2 separate regions of the Homo sapiens genome follow, and region 1 is linked to region 2. The links are chromatin loops, found by intact Hi-C in ENCODE. Cell type or tissue: Calu3. All regions are shown on one strand. Links, peaks and the distances in the headings refer to the core of each region. The heading gives the core; the rest is flanking DNA. Region 1 overlaps CACUL1 (CDK2 associated cullin domain 1). Region 2 overlaps LINC03036 (long intergenic non-protein coding RNA 3036).

Evidence for each region. Peaks named below come from ENCODE experiments on the same cell type or tissue, not always from the same donor. Only the 100,000 strongest peaks of a DNase experiment are listed, where the experiment ranks them.
Region 1: it touches region 2 in a loop (3-fold over the local background); 5 of 110 quality-filtered maps call a loop at or near these places.

What each region holds. Positions count from the first base shown.
Region 1 is chr10:118,729,929-118,735,308 of GRCh38, forward strand. CACUL1 (CDK2 associated cullin domain 1) reads right to left here. Exons shown (of 9, transcript NM_153810.5): 2 at 356-482. Among named protein-coding and RNA genes, the nearest start is that of CACUL1, 22 kb to the right of the region's middle. In Calu3, for the core only: no CTCF peak of the experiment used is centred there; no DNase peak of the experiment used is centred there.
Region 2 is chr10:118,848,221-118,853,600 of GRCh38, forward strand. The region is part of intron 3 of LINC03036 (long intergenic non-protein coding RNA 3036); the gene reads right to left. Among named protein-coding and RNA genes, the nearest start is that of CACUL1, 96 kb to the left of the region's middle. In Calu3, for the core only: a CTCF peak has its summit at 2,462 (motif pointing left); a DNase peak (open chromatin) is centred at 2,421.

The sequences.
Region 1 (5,380 bases), core at 83-5,082, 120 kb before region 2:
CAAAGAGAGTTAGAATTGTGTGTCAATAAACACCAACAGATTAAGGTCTCCCTCTGAGACTAAAAATATGATTTTTACACCAGATACTTCAGTCATTCTTGCTTTTATTGCTGACTTCCACAGTGTCTGCATTATGTATGGTGGAGGTGGCAGGCTTCCTCTGTCATGATCTGAAAACCACTTTTGAATCAAAAAGTATAAACCAAACCCTCCAATCCGTAAGTGTGGAATACATAAAACACTTACAGAGCCTCATCTTATGCATTCTACATTACATGTTTGTGTGAGGCATAATTCAAGTGCCTTGAACCTTAGTATACCCTTTCAAACCCAAGCAAATTAAATCTTAACTTACCTGTATATCTGTTCATAGGATATGGGGATATAGTCACCAGGACTCTGAGTTAAAAGTTGATCTATGGCACCATCCAATTTTGGCCAGTATGTGCTCTTATAATCTTCAATAGTTATAACATTCATTACTAAAAGTAAAAAGTAAAATAAATATTACTACGTGCCACATGTGGAGCAAACACAAATCACAGCCATTTTGCACTCTCAAATTCCTCTCACTTACTCTTCTGATTTTACACTGACACTCTATCACCTAACTATCCTATTTCAATTAAAAACAAAAAAGGCAACCTGGTCAAGGATGTTAAGCAGCCATTAATCATGGATTTAAGAGAAGTTAGTATGAACCTGTCCATCTTTAAAAATAACAACCAAACAAGCAATCATCACTGGCTTCCTTCTGGGTTTCCTGTAAGCTTCTGTCATTAGTGGAGCAGTCTCAAACATGCTCTGACCCTCAAATACACACTGCCAATTATGTGACAAAATGGCCTATCAATGAACCACAGGAAAATTTGGAGAAATCGTGAACACCAACAATCAATCTTTGTAGACATCCTCGAGGAAATGTGCCTAAGGACAGGACTATGAGGATTAAGGTCCAAATGCTGCAATCACAAAGAGGTTGCTGTAAAACTTGCCGAGATTTACAACAACACCAGCACCTCTTCATCATTACTACAGCTCCAACTCAGGCTGCTACTATCTTAAACTGGATAAGCCCAACAGAAAAGAAGTCAGTGAACTGGGACCCTGCGCTGAGGCTTACTTCATTCCTACAGACAGGCTCTTACTCCCACACTACAGGTTTCCACAAAGCATTTGTACAGTGGATCCTAACAGCTTTGAAATCCAGGTAACAGTTGCTTCACGGCACTGAAATGTTAATATTAAAAAAAGAGCTACCAGAAGAACCTGCCTATATTCTGTGTCATGAATCACAGTTACCTCAGGAGTAACAACAACGAGACCAGGTATTTCACTGTTTATTTTACCAGACTAGGAAGCAGAGTGGTTAAGTGACTTCCTCAAGAACTCAAGGCTCATTACTGTCAGAGATACCAGGTAAAGCAAAGCCTTCCCAGTATCTTTTTATCACATTATCGATTTCCACACCTTAGTCATCCAGGTTCAAGATTTTTTTCTATGTACCATCTATATCATTTTTGTTCAATACTTTCTTTAAATCAATCCACTTCTGTTATTTAATTTTATTTTACAGGACATCTGAGGAATGAACTACTGAGGAATGTTCACAAAACAACATGGCATAATCTTAAATCCATTTTGCTAAGTGAAAGAAGCCAGACCCAAAGGGCTACATATTCTAAGAGTCCCATTTACATGATACTAATAAAGGCAAAACTATAGGGAGGAAAACAGATCAGTGGTCGACAGGGGCTGGAAGGTGGGGAGAAGGATTATCTATAAAGCAGTAGCATGGAGGAATTTTTATGGCAATTAACTGTTTTGCATGAAACTATGGTGGGGGATACACCACTTCACGCATTTGTCAAGACCAAAAGAACTGTACATCAAATTACTATGTAAATTTAAAAAATCAACAAGGCTGTAGTGGTAAAGATGAAATGCAAAACACAAAAAATGAACCGAATTACAAATGAATCACATAACCCACACTGAATGGAATGGGGAATAAAGGAGTGTTTTGACTAATGTAAAGCTAAAGACAAAAAGAACCGTACATGCACGTGCGCAAACATAACAGTAGGAAGAGGCCAGACATGTAGGTCCTTATGGGCCATTGTAAAGACTTTGACTTTTACTCTAAGGTGGAAGCCTCTCTGGAGGGTTTTGAGCAGAGGAGTGACATGATCTGGCTTAGGTTTTATATGGATCATTCCAGCAGCTGTGCTGAGGGTAAACTAAGTTTGGAGGCTGTGAGCTGATATGGGGTTGGGCCAGATGGTGGCACTGAGGACAATAAGGAGAGATCAGATTTTGAAGATATTTTAAAAACAGAGTCAACAAGATTTGCTGATAGATTAGATGTGAGATGTGAAAGAAAGGTCGAGTGGCTCCAAAGTTTTTGGCTTCAGCACCGAAGGATGGGGTTGTCGTTTACTAAAATGAGGAAGACTGCACGAAAAGCTTAGCTGTCCAGCGGGCATAGCAGATACTGTTGGTGCCCCACCCATTTACCCCATCCACACCCTACGACTACTTCTCTCAATGTTCTGTCCAGCTGCCAGAGCTTGCTCTGCTTGCGGGAGGAGCAGGTAAGAAATTGTGGGAGAATTAACCCCAAAGCAGCCTTCAACCAATGACTACTGAGGATTCAGTGTCATTACCACCAGTAGCTCCCTCTCCTTTTGGGTGAGGCGACTCTAAGGCCCCTGTGCTATACTGACTCCCAGAGCTCCCCACTGGTACTAAGCTCCAGCTGCCTACAGTGGTGACTTTACCTTACTGGCTTCCTTACCTTCCCTGCCTCACTTCCCCAATCCCCCTAGAGCTGCTTCCCAGGGTCACCGTCTTGCTCTTGATACTGAAAAGTGTTACACACTAGGCTCTAGAATATGACCTTTGTATTTATGTAATCCTTAGGATTCAAAGAAAACTGAAAAAGAAATTACATTCTCACTGTGTGATTCTGAGTTACAGAATCCCTTATCAGTGTACCACCTAAACCACATGAAATACCTCTCTACACCGAAAGTTGAGAGTTGAAGGTTAGATAACACGCTCAAAAAGAAAACTGCAAGTAGTAACACCAGTAATTAACATACCTATCTTCTGGGCTCCTAAAATGCTTAGTTCAATAAACCACATGCTATGGCTCCAGCTGGGAGCACTCCTACTTCTCAAGCACAGGCTTCGCACTTTAGCAAATCACCAAGTCAAAGATATGAAGAAGAGGAAAAAGAAACCAAAATGTAAAGTCCTGCAGTTCTAAGTACAGAATGGGGACTCACTACAGAAACAGTGACTGCTGATGCTTTTAAATATCTTTGAAAAGAGACTTAAAAACCAAATTGAAAAAGGCATGTGTCACAGTAGAGAATCTTAAACCCTATTTCCACACACAAAAAAAAAAGCAGTTTCTATTTCCACACGTATTATTTATTATATACAATATACATCTATGTTACCTGAATAGTAAATAGAAAGCCAATTCAGTAACCTTATATGCTAGCTAACATAACTTTCTTCCCAGGAAGGTTCTTCATAACCATCTGCAGTCAACACTTAAAATGACAATCCAGGAAACTTCAAGATATTTGTTATTTACTTGCTTATCTCAACGCAATCCTTGGTTTAAAAAACAAAAACTCCTAGCTATTTGTTCAGTTTAACATCTGACACATATAGCCTCAGAGTGTGTGTGTAATCTTGAACTTAAAAACTAGATCCTCTTGTTAAGAGATATGTAATCACTTTCAACTTTGCCCATAGAAAAGCTTACACTCACCAAAAGAAAAAGTAGGCCAGGCGCACTGGCTCATGCCTGTAATCCCAGCACTTTGGGAGACCGAGGCGAGAGCACCGCCTGAGCCCAGAAGTTCAAGACTACACTGGGAAACATGGTAAGACCTTACCTCTACAAAAACTTAAAAAAAAAAATTAGCCGAGCGTGGTGATGCACACCTGTGGTCTCAGCTACTCGGGAGGCTGAGGCAGGAGGATCTTTCAAGCCCAAAGGTCAAGGTTGCAGTGAGCCATGTTCATAACCCTGTACTCCAGTCTGGACAACAAAGCAAGACTGTCTCAAAAACAAAACAAAACACAAAAGAGTAGCCAAAATTCATGCTATGTGTAGAAGATAGCTGATTTACTACTTTAAAATGAGAATGCTAAGATCAGAGCAGCATGACAGGATCTTAGGAGATCTGCAAGGCTGCCTATTTAGACAATACTTTTCAACTTTTTATTTCTTGATTTCTACAGTTCAGTATGAAGCCTGCATTAGAAAATACATAAGCAAAAGGAGGAAATAAAAATCACTCATAATTTCACCACCAGTATATTGCGGCTGTGCCAGTGTACTGTGCCAGTCTTTTCAATGTATATTATACGTGGCTAAAGAGTATATACAGACTTCCAATGAGGTAAAGAATTCCTTGAATTTTACTTTTTAGATAATTAACTAAATTCCTTTTCTGTATGTAATGAGCAATATCAGCAAGTAAGAGCCAAAATTAAAGTATGAAACCTAAACAAAAGTAAGTTACCATTAAATTACTAAACTTCATCTAGGTTAGATTTTCAGCTTGAAAATAATGAACTACTTTTTATGCTATTTAAAGAAGGCACTACAGGCACAAATACCTACAGGAGCCACGCTAATAACATACATAAGTAAAGCAGGCCTGGTGCAAGAATAAGAAAAGTGGTGAGGGCTTTATTGAACAGCAGAATGTGTGTTGCCCTCTAGAGGCACAGAGGTTCAAGAAATTTTAAAACACTTACTAAAAAAATGTAAAAACATCATGCCGCAAGGCTTAAACCTAGAAACACATATTTTTAAGATAATAAGCTCACACAGTCTAAATCCCACTGAGAAAGTAGTTTAACTGACCTTTACTAAGATAAAATGAAACAAAGTCTGAAACACATGGAATAGCTGGAATCTTCATTCAGGAAATATTATCAGGTTGCTGATAAACAGGAAACCATTAGAGGTCTATAATTCATACCAGGCAAGAATAAATATGTTCAACTCTCACACTTTTTTAATCCAAATAACTTGACATATTATTTGTTTATTGTCAATCTCCCTCAAACTAGACGTTAAGCCCCATGGAGAAGGAATTCACTGCTAGAGCCCCAACTCTAAACAGTATATGACACATGGTAGGTACCCAGTAACATCTGTAAAGCGAATTAACTTCGTGAGTCAAAATAAATGCTGAACAGAAAAACAGTGAAAGATATACTACTTATTAGCTGTTTTGCAATTAAAGCTTAAATTACATTTGATTTCACATAGGCTAAAGCAAACCAGGTTAGCCCTACTATATAATCCTTTTAAGGGTTTTTTTGTTTATAAGGGAAGAATAAATTC
Region 2 (5,380 bases), core at 110-5,109:
CTAGTAAATAAGAAAGAATGATGGAATTCGAATGTCACCATTTTGTAATCCCTAGTGAATTCAGATTCATTCATTAACCATTGAAGCATTGATCCTCAATGGCTGCTAACATGAGAGAGAGAGAGAATCAGACACTGTGTGCCTCCTGGTAGAAGATCACACCAACACCTATGAAGTAGTGATTTTTTTTAAAAAATGAACCTGAATCAGCTGGAGCTTCTAGATTCAACTACCAGTTTATAGAAAATACAACAAACCAAGGAATGTGTTAAAGGACAGCAAGCAGGTGCAACAGCAAAACCCAGATTGGAGGAAGCCCTATGGGGCAAACAACCTGGTTTCTTCCATGATTAAATTGCAAGAGGAAAAAAAAGGAATGGAGGGAGGAAACAACAGAATAAACAAAAACTTAAGAAACAAATGAACCAATCACAATATACTGACTTTTTATGGATCCTGATTCAAATAAACTGTTTAAAAAGTATGATATCTATGAAGTAACTAGAAATCTGAACATTGACTTGATACTCGATGATACTGAGAAATCATTATTAATCACTTTTAGAGGTGATAATGCTTTTATGGACTTTTTTTTTTGTCTGTTTTTTTACAAATAGAGTCCTTATGTGATGCGTCCTTATCTCAGATACATGCTAAAATGTTTACAAATAAAACAGGATGTTAGGGATTTGCTTCAAAATAATATGGGAGGAACCCAATCAGAAATTGGGCAAAGGGCCTGGCGCGGTGGCTCACGCCTGTAATCCCAGCACTTTGGGAGGCCGAGGCGGGCGGATCACGAGGTCAGGAGATCGAGACCAACCTGGCTAACACAGTGAAACCCTGTCTCTACTAAAAATACAAAAAATTAGCCCGGCATGGTGGCGGGCACCTATAGTCCCAGCTACTCAGGAGGCTGAGGCAGGAGAATGGCGTGAACCCAGGAGGTGGAGCTTGCAGTGAGCCAAGATTGTGCCACTGCACTCCGTCTCAAAAAAAAGAAAGAAAGAAATTGGGCAAAGGACCTAAATAGACACTTCTCAAAAGAAGACATCCAAATGGCCAACAGGGATATGAAAAAAAATGCTAATTATCACTGGTCATCAGGGAAATAAAATTTAAAACCACAATGATATCACCTCACACCTCTTAGAATGGCTATCATTCAAAAGATGAAAGATAAGTTTTAGGAAGGTTGTGGAGAAAAGGGAACACTGCTGCACTGTTGGTGGGAATGTAAATTAATACAGCCATTATGGAAAACAGTATGGAGATTCCTCAGAAAACTAAAAATAGAGCTACCATATGATCGAGTACTCCCACTTCTGGGTATATATCCAAAGGAATTGAAAGCAGTATGCTGAAGATGTACCTGTACTCCTATGTTCATTGCAGCATTATTCACAATAGCCAAGATACAGAAGCAACCTAGGTATCCATCATCAGATTAATCACAGACAAGGAAAACATGCTATATACACACAATAGAATATTATTCAGCCATAATGAAGGAAATCCTGTCATTTTCCATAACATGGGTGAACCTGGAGGATAAGTGAAATAAGCCAGGTACAGAAAGACAAATATACTGCATGCTCTCATTTATATGTGAAATCTAAAACAGTTGAACTCATAGAAGTAGAAAGTTGAATGGTGGTTATCAGAGGCTAGAAGACGGGGTGGATGGGGAAAGGGGAGATACTGATCAAAGGGTACAAAACTTCAGTTAGGAAGAATAAGCTTTAGTGATCTATTGCAGAGTGATGCATACAATACATAATAATGCACTGTATATTTCAAAATTGCTAAAAGCGTAGATTTTAAATGTTTTCACCACAAAAAGACAAGTATGTGAGCCAATGAATTTGTTAATTAGCCTGATGTAATCATTTCATATTATAAACATATTTCAAACCATCACATTGTACCCCATAATATATACATTATTTGTGAATTTAAAAAAAAACAAAAAATTAAGCATTAAAAATGCACTGATATGTGTTATTTTTTAAACAAATAATATGGGAGGAAATAAGATTAGCTATGAATTGATCATTGTTAAACCTTGATGATGGAAACATGGAATTTATTATATTATCCTATCTGATTTTGCATATGTTCAATTTTCCATTATAAAAAAATGGAGAAGCAAGAACAAGAATAAGAGATCATACATGACTAGACATGTAAAGTACTTAAAACAATGACTGGCAGGCAGCCTCTCAAACCACTAGCTCTTGGAAGAAAGAGCACATGGTCTGTTTTGTAAGAACTCCATAAAGCCCTCAGCCTGATGCCTTGCAACTCCTCTGACCCTGAATGTATTGACCCCTGGAAGACCCAGGGCCTGGGCCTCAATGAGGGATGATGGTAGTACCCAGGGGAGGCCTGGCCAAAAAGATGGCAGATGCCTAGCAGAACCTTGGGTAGCCCGTGGCGCCACCTGGTGGGAGAGGACTTGATCCTCAGTTTGTTGAAGTTGCTTTATGGGAACTCCCTAAATTGCTTGGGTGGTTTTATAACAGGGCTAAAGATCCTATGTGTAAGGCTGGGGTAGAACCGGGTTAATTGGGATTATTACTTGGTATAATCAAGTACATATACAAGCCATATACTATATACACAGCCTGTTAAGATCTACAGAAATTCAGGTGGCTTCTTACTTACAAAAAGGTAAACATTTCTTGCACAAACTTGGAATAATATTTTGGCAGATATTCAACTTGGTAGTTTCCTATGGGAAGAGAAAACCCAGTGGCTTCTTCTGTTCAAGGTCATTTGAACCTTGGTGCATTTGGATGCTTGACCTCTGAGTAAAGCCAAGGGGTCCACAGAACAGAGCCTCTTCCTTTTTCTCAGCAAATAGTTATCAAACCAGTAGTGCTCCAGCTTCGCAGGGCATCAGAATCACTTGGTAAAAATACATGTTCTGGGCCAGACCTCCGTGGGCAGGCCTAGGAGAACCAGGGCCCTACACAAACCCTCAGCACTCCAGGATAGGCTGTTTCTGGCTCAGTGAAAGAAAGAAGAAGTGAGACTTTCTTTTCTTCCACTTCCCATTGGTTCTAACTCAGAACATGTAAGGCCACCGTGCCTGTGTCCTGTAAGGCTACCATGCCCGTGACCTATTAGGCCTCCATCCCTCTGTCCTGTGAGGACTCCATGACTGTGTTCTGTAAGGCCTCTGTGCCTCTATCCTGAAAGGCCTCTGTGCCTCTATCCTGTAAGGTCTCCATACCTCTATCCCGAAAGGCCTCCATGCTTCTATGCTGTAAGGCCTCCGTGCCTCTACCCTGTAAGGCCTCTGTGCCTCTATCCTGTAAGGCTAACATGCCTCTGCTCTATAAGGCCATTGTGCCTGTGTGCTATAAGGCCTCCATGCCTGTGTCCTGTAAACCTCCATCCCTCTGTCCTGTAAGGCCTCCATGCCTGTGTCCTGTAAGGCCTCCATCCCTCTGTCCTATAAGGCAAATGCTCTCTGTGTCTTGATGGTGCTGGAACCTCACTGGGTGGGCCTAGGATGACAGGCCCATGCCAAGGCCAACTGATGGTCATTTCCCTGAAGCCAATGCCTTTACACTTTCCCTGCTGTCCTGAGCCGCTGACTCAGAGATTCCCAAATGACTCAGGTGCTCTGTCTTCCTGTGGATCCAAGAAGAGAGAGGCATCTCCTGGCAGACTTGGGGAGGAGATGGCTGATCTGCCAGCACCTATGCACAGACCTTGTACAGGAAATACCAACCCTAGAGAAGACCCGGCTCCTGCCCCTTAGGGACTCAGCCTAACCAGCCCTCTCCAGGCTCACATGGCCCCGTTCTGGATCAGGCCTCCTCCCCGTCTCCCTTGAGCCAACCTAATAATCCCCACTCTCTTCTTCCCAGTCTCTCATCTTCCCTAACTCTTTTTTTTTTTTTTTTTAATCGAGACAGAGTCTCACTCTGTCCCCCAGGCTGTAGAGCAGTGGTGCTGTCTCAGCTCACTGCAACCTCTGCCTCCCAGGTTCCAGCGATTCTCATGCTTCAGCCTCCTGAGTAGCTGGGACTACAGGCATGCACCACCACATCCGGCTAGCTTTTGTATTTTTAGTAGAGACGGAGTTTCACCACGTTGGCCAAGCTGGTCTCAAACTCCTGACCTCAGGCGGTCTGCCCGCCGCAGCCTCCCAAAGTGCTAGGATTACAGGTGGGAGCCACTGCGCCCGGCCTTGCTAACTTCTTTTCCTTCTGTCTCACTTTCTTTCTAAAAAGAGCTGGGGAAGCTTCTTCTGGAAAATGGCAAGTCTCATTCATCTCTATTCTTCCCACAATGCCTGGCTCAGTGTGTGTTACATGGTGGGTGCTTAATCTGTGTTTCTTGTAGTCACACAAATTGTCTTCTCTGGTGTTGGGAAGGGGAGAGATTCTTCTGTAGGAGTTCTTCAGGCAGTACTTGTACCAACCACCACTAATGCACAAAGTGAATGATCCTGGCGATGCAATGGAATCCTCGTGTTCAGGGCATGAAATGGTCATGGCCCAGCAAGGCCGTGCTTCTTTGGGAAGGGGATAGTGTTCATTTCAGGCACTGTGGATGGTGTCCTAGTTCAGGCTGCTATAACAAGTTACCACAGACTGGTTGGCTAATAAGCAACAGAAATTTATTTCTTACTGTTCTGGAGGCTGAAGGTCCAAAATCAGGGCACCAGCCTGGCTGGTCCTGATAAGGGCCCTCTTTTTTTTTTTTTTTTTTTTGGAGACGGAGTCTCGCTCTGTCGCCCAGGCTAGAGTGCAGTGGCGCAATCTCGGCTCACTGCAAGCTCCGCCTCCCAGGTTCACGCCATTCTCCCGCCTCAGCCTCCCAAGTAGCTGGGACTACAGGTGCCCGCCGCCACGCCCAGCTAATTTTTTTGTATTTTTAGTAGAGACGGGATTTCACCATGTTAGCCAGGATGGTCTCGATCTCCTGACCTCGTGATCCTCCCGCCTCGGCCTCCCAAAGTGCTGGGATTACAGGCATGAGCCACCGCGCCCAGCCAAGGGCGCTCTTCTGGGCTGCAGTCTGCAGACTTCTCTCTGTATCCTCACATGGCAGAGGGGACAGGAGAGCTCTTCAGGGTCCCTCTTTTTTTTTTTTTTTTTTTTGAGACAAAGTCTCGCTCTGTCACCCAGGCTGGAGTGCAATGGTGTGATCTTGGCTCACTGCAACCTCTGCTTCCCGGGTTCAAGTGATTCTCGTGCCTCAGCCTCCCCAGTAGCTGGGATTATAGGCGCCCACCACCAGGCCCAGCTAATTTTTGTATTTTTAGTAGAGACGGGGTTTCACCATGTTGGCTAGGCTGGTCTCGAACTCCTGACCTCAGGTGATCCACCCCTCCTCGGCTTCCCAAAGTGCTGGGATTACA